Linked DNA regions of Homo sapiens: region 1 is linked to region 2. Evidence: chromatin loops called from intact Hi-C (ENCODE). Cell type or tissue: ascending aorta. All regions are shown on one strand. Region 1 overlaps KLHDC4 (kelch domain containing 4). Region 2 overlaps JPH3 (junctophilin 3).

Evidence for each region. Hi-C counts contacts between places; a loop is a spot of excess contacts. Peaks named below come from ENCODE experiments on the same cell type or tissue, not always from the same donor. Only the 100,000 strongest peaks of a DNase experiment are listed, where the experiment ranks them.
Region 1: a loop joins it to region 2, with 4 times the contacts of the local background. A loop is called at or near these places in 2 of 110 quality-filtered maps.

Annotation. Positions count from the first base shown.
Region 1 is chr16:87,732,153-87,737,152 of GRCh38, reverse strand. All of the region lies in intron 5 of KLHDC4 (kelch domain containing 4), which reads left to right. It overlaps LOC124903752 (a long non-coding RNA gene), which reads left to right. Exons shown (of 2, transcript XR_007065174.1): 1 at 1-3,365; 2 at 3,417-4,709. Among named protein-coding and RNA genes, the nearest start is that of KLHDC4, 31 kb to the left of the region's middle. In ascending aorta, no CTCF peak of the experiment used is centred here; no DNase peak of the experiment used is centred here.
Region 2 is chr16:87,672,234-87,677,233 of GRCh38, reverse strand. All of the region lies in intron 2 of JPH3 (junctophilin 3), which reads right to left. Among named protein-coding and RNA genes, the nearest start is that of JPH3, 72 kb to the right of the region's middle. RefSeq lists an enhancer at 1,189-1,737. In ascending aorta, no CTCF peak of the experiment used is centred here; no DNase peak of the experiment used is centred here; H3K27me3 peaks cover 264 bases.

The DNA of each region.
Region 1 (5,000 bases), 60 kb before region 2:
TTGTTAGTCTTGGTTTTCTTATCTTTTTTTTTTTTTTTTTTTTTTTGTCGCCCAGGCTGGAGTACAAAGGCGCCATCTCGGGTCACTGCAGCCTCTGCCTCCTGAGTTCAAGCAATTCTCCTGCCTCAGCCTCCCAAGTAGCTGGGATTACAGGTGCCTACCACCATGCCTGGCTAATGTTATATTTTTAATAAGAGGCAGGGTTTTACCATGTTGGCCAGGCTGGTCTCGAACTCCTGACCTCAGGTGATCCACCCACCTCGGCCTCCCAAAGTACTGGGATTACAGGCGTGAGCCACCGCGCCCGGCCGATTTCCTTGTCTGTAAAATGAGAATAAAGGTAATATCTGCACCACGAGTTTGCTGTGAGGATAAATGCACATAAAAGGACTGTGCCTGGCATAGAATAAACACAAATGGTGGTTTTTCTCTGAGTAGTAATCATTAAGATGAGACAAGGGTGTGGTTTATAAGTTGCCTGAATTCTGGAGACGGCTACTAATCATGCCACATAACGTGATTAAGTGCCCTGTCTTTACACTATCATTTGTTATTTGATGGACTTGATACTCGGAAAAGCAGGGCGAAGTTTCCAAGGCATGTGTTTGAAATGGTAGGGGAGGTGCATGCACACGGCTCTCCCTGGCTGTGCTGTAACTGCTTTTGAAAGACAGGGGCTCTCTAGTCTGAGGATGAGCCACTAGACTCTCAGGGATCCGGCAGGAATTGCTCCTTTGCTCAGCAGATGTCTCTAGGCCGCCGGTGCAGCAGTGGTCCTGCTGTCGGGCTGCCTCACGATGTTTCTGTTCACGACGGACCATACATACTGGTGGTCCGCTAAGATGATCAGACTGTGTTTTTACTTCCCTTCTGTGTGTTGAGACATCTACTTGCCATTGTGTTACAGTGGCTTAGAGTGTCTGGGACAGTACTGTGCTGTCCAGGTTTGTAGCCTATAAGCATTGGGCTCTCCCGTCAGTGCAGGCGTGTGGCAGGCTGTGCCTTCCAGAAGTGTGTGCGTGCACTCGGACAGCACAATGACAAGGTCGCCTAATGATGTGTTGTTTCCCAGAACCCGTCTCTGTCATTAAGCAGTGCGTGACTGTATGTTGTATAATTTTGTAAGGTGTAGACTGTAAAGTCACTCAGAGAAGCGTTTGCATGCAGAGTGCTTAACTCAGAGAAGCGTTTGCATGCAGAGTGTTTAATTCTGACTGTACCCTAAGCATGTAGAGTTTTCTGTAAATGTCACCACAGCGGCCCAGTCGAGGGGCCTGGTGGTGACACTGCCTGGCAGCTTGCCCTGCTTGGAGCTCCATCCTGCACGCAGCTGCTGAGCCTCGAGGCAGCCGCCACCACGACATTCCCCTGTATTTTGTGCTGTCCATAGGCCTCTGGCTGAGGAGGACATGTGGATTTTTTAAGACTTCGTATTTAGGAATGACAGCAGTTTTGAGAAGCCTGTTGGGGTTTCAAATATAAATGGGCTTTTTAAAGTAGCTTTATTTTTCTAAAGAGGGACGTGGAATCTTTTTATAGAAAATTTTCCCCTTTTAGGTAGAAAACGGTGATATTTGGCTACTGCCACAAAAAGTTAATTGAGTCCGTTGTGTCAGCCAGAGGATGAGACTCTGGTGGGGTTCCCATGCAGGCAGTGAAAGGAGGCCCCGCCCCAGCGCAGTTAGGGCAGCGGGGGGCGCCCCATCTATGGGGCTGCAGCAGGCCCCAGGCCTGTGTTCCCTCGCTGGTTGGGGACGGCAGTGGCAGCGCTCGGTTCTCCTCTGTCATTTTTTGAAGCGGACTTGGATGCAGACACACTGGTTTAGTTTTTTTTTTTTCTTTTTTTTTTTTTTGAGACGGAGTCTCGCTGTGTTGCCCAGGCTGGAGTGCAGTGGTGCGATCTCTGCTCACTGCAAGCTCCGCCTCCCGGGTTCACGCCATTCTCCTGCCTCAGCCTCCTGAGTAGCTGGGACTACAGGCGCCCGCCACCATGCCTGGCTAATTTTTTTGTATTTTTAGTAGAGACGGGGTTTCAGCACTGGTTTAGTTTTGAATGAAGGTCTGATCCTCAGATTGTTCTTATAAAGTAATCCATCAGGAAATTCGTCTGGGGGGGAGGGGGCGTCGGGCAATTCGTCAGGAGGGGGAGGGGCGTCAGGCAATTCGTCAGGAGGGGGAGGGGCGTCAGGCAATTCGTCAGGAGTGGGAGGGGGCATCGGGAAATTTGCCAGGAGGGGGAGGGGCGTTCTTTTCTTGCTCCGCATGTGTGGGGTTTTCTTCTCAATTGACTCTCATGTGTAGTGTGTCCGCTGGATGGTGCTGTCCCCTGCGGTGCCAAGCCCGGAGGGGATGGAGCTGCTGTGGAGTCTGTGGAACTGTGAAGTGAGGCCAGCTTGCAGGACTCCAAAGAAACTTAGTGAGCTGAGATCCTGCTGGGTATCCCTATGTGAAGAGGCCACCCCAAAGGCTCATGCCAACTCCGGGTTGGATTAATAGAATTGGTGTCTAGAAAAAGGAACTGATTGCTTCTGGTTGACATTCCATGGAGGGGTGTGGTTGTCATTTTCAGTGATACATTGAAAGGGGTGCTGATATGATGGAGGGTGCTAGAGGAGAGAAGCTGGTGGGATCCCGCGTTTGAGCAGTGAGAACCGAATTCGCTCCAGCTTGGAGCAAGCGAAGACTCCTGGCAGTCACCCTGATGATGTGGTGAATTATCTCTGAACTTCAGTAAACTTGGATTAGATCACTCAAGCTTCCTTTTACGTTTGAGATTCCATGTCTTGATGTCTTGTGTTTTTTTTTTCTTGAGACGGAGTCTTGCTCTATCGCCCAGACTGGAGTGCAGTGGCGCAGTGTCGGCTCACTGCAGCTCCCACCTCCTGGGTTCAAGCAATTCTCCTGCCTCAGCCTCCTGAGTAGCTGGCATTACAGGTGCCTCCACGACGCCAAGCTAATTACTGTATTTTTAGTATAGACAGGGTTTCACCATGTTGGTGAGGCTGGTCTTGAGCTCCTGACCTCGTGATCCGCCCACCTTGGCCTCTCAAAGTGCTGGGGATGACAGGCGTGAGCCACCGCGCCCGGCCCTCTTGTGTTTTTTAGGGTACCTGCCCATTTCTGGGCTTTTACATAAAACCCTGTAAGTGGGTTTTGGGGACAGCTGTGTAACATGCACAAAAAATAAATGGAGGAAGAATGCATTATCTAAATAGGCACTGACTTGCGTGATTGAAGCTGTAACCATCCTTTGCAGCCCAGAGTTGCTGTGACCTGTGTGGAGAGGTGGGAGGGCCAGGCAGAGAGTGGGTGTGAAAGCCACGGAGGATCCCAGGGAGTGGATTCCTAAGTAGGAGGCGAGGCAGGTCATCAGTGAGGATCCCAGGGAGTGGATTCCTAAGTAGGAGGAGAGGCAGGTCATCAGTGAGGATCCCAGGGAGTGGATTCCTAAGTAGGAGGCGAGGCAGGTCATCAGTGAGGATCCCAGGGAGTGGATTCCTAAGTAGGAGGCGAGGCAGGTCATCAGTGAGGATCCCAGGGAGTGGATTCCTAAGTAGGAGGCGAGGCAGGTCATCAGTGAGGATCCCAGGGAGTGGCTGCAGTGACTGTGCCCAGCAACCCTCCTTAAGGCCCTGCCCTGGTGCCTGCGGCTCTAGGAGATTCCCTGGGTAGTCCCAGCACACGCACCCTGTTCAGCCTGATGTTGCAGCCCAAAGCCATTCCTGTGTGCCCCGCCTCCTCTGTGCCTGGGCGCCCTGCACATCTGTGGCCGGCGTAAGCACCTCTGCGAGCTTTCTGAGCACCTGCTGCCCGAGCGCCTCCTCACCACCCCTGTCTGTTTTGTTGCTCCTCTCTCTGGTTGTGAAAGTCACGCCTGCTCACTGGAGGACTGCTGGGAGATGCAGGAAACGATTAAGACAAGAAAACCACTGAGAACCACCCATGTAGAAGCTGGGTTAGGATTTGCTTTGCACCTGCCTTTTCACCTGTAGAAGCTGGGATAGGATTTGCTTTGCACCTGCCTTTTCACCGATAGAAGCTGGGATAGGATTTGCTTTGCACCTGCCTTTTCACCGATAAAAGCTGGGATAGGATTTGCTTTGCACCTGCCTTTTCACCGATAGAAGCTGGGATAGGATTTGCTTTGCACCTGCCTTTTCACCTATAGAAGCTGGGATAGGATTTGCTTTGCACCTGCCTTTTCACCTATAGAAGCTGGGATAGGATTTGCTTTGCACCTGCCTTTTCACCTATAGAAGCTGGGATAGGATTTGCTTTGCACCTGCCTTTTCACCTGTAGAAGCTGGGATAGGATTTGCTTTGCACCTGCCTTTTCACCTGTAGAAGCTGGGATAGGATTTGCTTTGCACCTGCCTTTTTACCTGTAGAAGCTGGGATAGGATTTGCTTTGGACCTGCCTTTTCACGTGCTGTTTTTCGAGCATTGTCCCGTGACATGCAGTATTTTAAAGAATCTAATTCTTAAACATCTTTGTCAAGTTGATAGAATAAAATGGTATCTCTGCTTTATTTGAAATTCTTTGATTACTAGGGAGGTTGATTGTAGTTATTTATGTGTTATTTGTGTGTGATTGTATTATTTGTGTGTATTTTTAAGGTTTTAAATTTGCTTTTTGTATTTTTTTATTGCCATGTATTTTTATATCAGTTTTATTGAGACATAATTACAATAAAATTCAATAAAATGCATGCCTTTTAGATGTACACTTAGATGAGTGTTAAGAAATATACACACCTGACCAGAGGCGGTGGCTCATGCCTGTAATCCCAGCACTTTGGGAGGCCGAGGCAGGCAAATCACCTGAGGTCAGGAGTTCGAGACCAGCCTGACCAATATGATGAAACCCCATCTCTACTAAAAATACAAAAATTAGCTGGTCGTGGTGGCAGGCACCTGTAATCCCAGGTACTTGGGAGGCTGAGACAGGAGATTCACTTGAACCCTGGAGGCGGAGGTTGCAGGGAGCCGAGATTGCACCA
Region 2 (5,000 bases):
TTTTTTTTGTGTGTGTGTGTGTGTGTGTGTGTGTGTGTGTGTGTGTGTATATATATATAGTGCGTGTGTGTGTGTATAATGGAGTCCCACTCTGTCGCCTAGGCTGGATTGCAGTGGCACGATCTCAGCTCACTGTAAGCTCCACCTCCCGGGTTCACGCCATTCTCCTGCCTCAGCCTCCCGAGTAGCTGGGACTACAGGCGCCCGCCACCACGCCCGGCTAATTTTTTGTATTCTTAGTAGAGACGGGGTTTCACCATGGTTTCGATCTCCTGACCTCGTGATCCGCCCACTTCAGCCTCCCCAAGTGCTGGGATTACAGGCGTGCGCCACCGCGCCTGGCCTAATTTTTGTATTTTTAGTAGAGACGGGGTTTCGCCATGTTGGTCAGGCTGGACTTGAACTCCTGACCTCATGTGATCCACTTGCCTCAGCCTCCCAAAGTGCTGAGATTACAGGTGTGAGCCACTGTGCCTGGCTGAGATAACAATTTTTTTTTTGAGATGGAGTCTTGCTCTGTCACCCAAGCTGGAGTACAGTGGTGTGATCTCAGCTCACTGCGAGCTCCGCCTCCCAGGTTCAAGGGATTCTGCTGCCTCAGGCACCCATGTAGCTGGGATTACAGGCGCGCACCACCATGCCTGACTAATTTTTGTATTTTTAGGAGAGACGGGGTTTCACCACGTTGGCCAAGATGATCTCGATCTCTTGACCTCGTGATCCACCTGCGTCTGCCTCCCAAGGTGCTGAGATTACAGGTGTGAACCACTGCACCCCGGCTAAAATATCACCTATATACCATAAATGAAGGTACCGTAAATGATATATTTATATACCGTAAACCTGAAGAAGAGTCTGAAGTCACAGAGCCACTTAATGCATTTATGGATCCACTCGTTCAAAAAGATGTTGTTAAATTGAGTGTCTGCTACAAGCTAAACACACTGTTGTATATTAGGACATAGAGGAAAAGGGAGACACAAACAAGGTCCTTGCTCTGATAGGGATTCTGGTCTCATTGAGAAGACGGCTGATACAAAGGTAAACACATAAAAAGAGCACATTTCCATGGCCACACGTTCTAAGAAGACAGCAATTACACTCCTGTTGAGAGTATAATTCACTGGTTTTTAGCACATTTACTGAGGCGGGTCACCACCATCGTGATCTAACTTTACAGCACTTTCGTCGCCTGCGACAGAAACCCCATATCCATCAGCTGCCCTCCCCATCCCTCCTCCCAGCTCCTGCCAACAGCTGATCTGCTTTCTTCTTGCTGTTGTTGTTTCATGGAAAACATTTCTTTCAGAAAGGAATTACAGAGCGAAAGGCCAGCAGGGCAGAGGTGCAGGCAGCCTGGAGGAAGGGGTGCGAAATAGGATGGGAGTGGGTGTATGAAAGGTGAGGAATAGTGGTCCTCTCCCCAGCCCCTCCTGGGTCAGAAGCAGTGCTGGGGAACAGGGCCTGGGCAGCAGGCACCCCACACCTGCTTCCTGCTGCAGCTGGGACCACCTTTAAACCTTCACTGTGGAGTCCCTTTTTGAGTTAACAGAAACTCTGCTATAAAATCAGACAAAACTCTAGAAAGCCACACTCCCGGAGCAAAACAGTAAAAGCCAGAGGGGGAGTGTGGAAAACACAGCCCCAGACACAGAAAGGCCCTCCCACAGCACGGCTGTGCCACTGCGGGCTGCCGGCAGCCTCCGGCTGCAGCAGTGTCTGCTGGGCTCATCTGCCCGCTTACCTGGTACACACAGACAGGGCACACCCACATGCTGGATATGTGCAGGCCCCAGGGCCTCAAAGCACAGGGCAGGTCCTGCCCAGGAGCAAGAGGAAGGCTGGACGGGGAGGCTGGTCTGGACGGGGTCACTGGAGCAATGAGCAGCACCGACACTCTGGGTTGGTGCTCAGCATCAGCCCAAAGGAAGCAGGCGTGGCTGAGGCCTGGGAGGCAGGAGGAGTTGGCAAGGGGAAGAGAGCTCCAGGATGCAAAAGGCCCAGGGGCAGAGGAGGGGTCAGCGAGTCGGGGAAACGGCGGGGGAGGGGCGGGGGGTGAAAGCTTCTGCCAGCTGGGGGGTGGGGCATGGGGTGGTAGAAATCATCCTTCCACTGCCTAGCTATTCTCAGGGATTGTGGCTGGATATTTTATTTTTAAAATATACAAAAGTTGGCCAGGCGCTGTGGCTCACACGTGTAATCCCAGCACTTTGGGAGGCCGAGGCTGGTGGATCACCTGAGGTCAGGAGTTCAAGACCAGCCTGGCCAACATGGTGAAACCCCCATCTCTACTAAAAATACAAAAATTAGCCGGGCATGGTGGCAGGCGCCTGTAGTCCCAGCTACTCAGGAGGCTGAGGCAGGAGAATGGCTTGAACCCAAGAGGCAGAGGTTGCAGCGAGACAAGATCGCGCCACTGCATTCCAGCCTGGGCGACAGAGCAAGACTCCATCTCAAAATAAATAAATAAATAAAAATATACAAAAGTAAAACACAAGTTCTTTAGAAAAAATTTTACAATGTACAGAATGAAAGTAAAACTCCTCCTTCAAACCCTTCCACATGTGTCCAGCTTCCCACAGAAAATGACTCTTCATTCTGAGTGGTTCTCTTTCGCTTCCTCTCCCATGCAGTGATCGACATACACACCTTATTTTTGCCGCACAAATGGGGTTATGCTCTACATATTTTTTCCTGTGACTTGTTTCTGCTTTTACTCTGTCATGGGTGTCCCTGTTTGGGAGCTCACTAGGATATCTCTTGTTTTTCATGTCTGCACAAGACTCCGTCACAGGACAGGCTCCAGTTTTCAAACACTCTCACATGCTAGAAACCTGGACACAAGTGTTGGCCCACCACACACAGTTCTGCCCCTGCTTTTTTTTGTTTTTGTTTTTTTTTGAGACGGAGTCTCGCTCTGTCGTCCAGGCTGGAGTCAGTGGCGCGATCTCGGCTCACTGCAAGCTCCACCTCCCGGGTTCACGCCATTCTCCTGCCTCACACTCCCGAGTAGCTGGGACTACAGGCGCCCGCCACCACGCCTGGCTAATTTTTTGTATTTTTAGTAGAGACGGGGTTTCACCGTGTTAGCCAGGATGGTCTCGATCTCCTGACCTCGTGATCCACCTGCCTCGGCCTCCGAAAGTGTTGGGATTACAGGCGTGAGCCACTGCGCCTGGCCTGTTTTTGTTTTTTTTTTTAACTTAACACTGTATCTTGGAGATTGTTCCATATCAGCAAACACAGCTTTCTTATTCTATTTATTTATTAAATAATTTTTAAATTATTTATTTATATTTTATTTTTTTGAGACAGAGTCTCGCTGTGTCACCCAGACTGGAGTACAGTGGCACAATCTCAGCTCACTGCAACCTCTGCCTCCCAGGTTCAAGCGATTCTTCTGCCTCAGCCTCCCAAGTAGCTGGGATTACAGGTGCCCGCCATCACACCCAGCTCATTTTTATATTTTTAGTAGAGACAGGGTTTCGCCATGTTGGTCAGGCTGGTCTCGAACTCCTGACCTCAGGTGATCCTCTCGCCTCAGCCTCCCAAAGTACTGGGATTACAGGTGTGAGCCACCGTGCCCAGCCTCTTGTTTTAATGACCGTTCCAGAACACATGAAGTCCGCCCATGCTGATGGACATGAAGGCTGTCTTCCATGTTCTCCTATTAGAATTCACAGTCTAATAACAACCTTGTATATTTGATATTTCACACACAAATCCATCTTCAGAAGATACTTCCAGAAGTGCCGCTGTTGAATTAAAGCTGCAGTTTAAATGTTCCTGGGGTCTGAACTTTGCTAGAGATTCACAATTTTCTCTCCAGGGAGGACATTTACACCCCCACGAGCAAAGCACGAGGGGGTCTGTTTCCTCGCATCTTCTGTAATTCAGTAGATCAGTTTTTTTTTTTAAATCTCTCCCAAGACAAGTGAAACCCAGCATTATCTCCTTGTAGTTTTAATTTACATTTCTGTTATTAAGAGTGCGGTTGATTTTTTTTTCTTGTCGATTTGTAGAAGTGTTTTATGCAGTAAGGAAACCAGCTTTTATTATGTTTTACATTTAAACTTTTTTTTTTTTTAATGACAGAGTCGCACTGTGTCGCCCAGTCTGGAGTGCAACGGTGCGATCTCGGCCCACTGCAACCTCCGCCTCCTGGGTTTAAGCGATTCTCCTGCCTCAACCTCCCAAGTAGCCGGGATTACGTGCACGTGCTACCACGCAAAGGTAATTTTTTGTATTTTTAGTAGAGATGGCATTTCACCATGTTGGCCAAGCTGGTCTTGAACTCCTGACCTTAGGTGATGTGCCCATGTCGGCCTCCCAAAGTGCTGAGATTATAGGCACAAGCCACTGCCTGGCCTACATTTAAACTTTTTATCCACCTAGAATAATTTTGGTATGAGGTAGGGATCCAGCTTTACCTTTCCCCAATGGCCACCTGAGCGGCCCAATACCATTTAATCAACCACCCATTCCGCACCACCACCCATTTATAGATGCCACTTTTATCAACTAAACGTGGCCAGCCACGTGGACACCCTGCTCTGGTGGTCTACGCCTGCTGCGACTGTGTCCTCGTCACCCGCACCAATCAGAGCCTTCACTGGCCCCGTCAATGCCAGCATTACGAATATCCAGGACAGACCTCAAGCAAGCCCCGTTCTCCCCCAATACAGGATGAAAGTGATGGACGGCTGTGGGGCCACAGTCTGTCCACCCCCGTCATGTGCGGCTCTGTGCTGAGGAGGCTCCGCAAAGCTGCCCATCATGCCCACCCTCACAGTGAGAACAGGGAGGCCCCTGGGACGGAACCCCTGCCAAGGGCGCGGCTGGGGTGTTTACCACCCTCAGCGGGGGTCTGGGAGCAGGGCCAGGCCAGAGAGAAGCCCGTTAGCCTGGGACCATCTTGTTTCTGGGAGTAGGGAGGGATGGAGAGGGACTCTTGCCAGTTTCCATGACAAAGCGCAGGGCTCCCGGCGTGTTAGAAACGG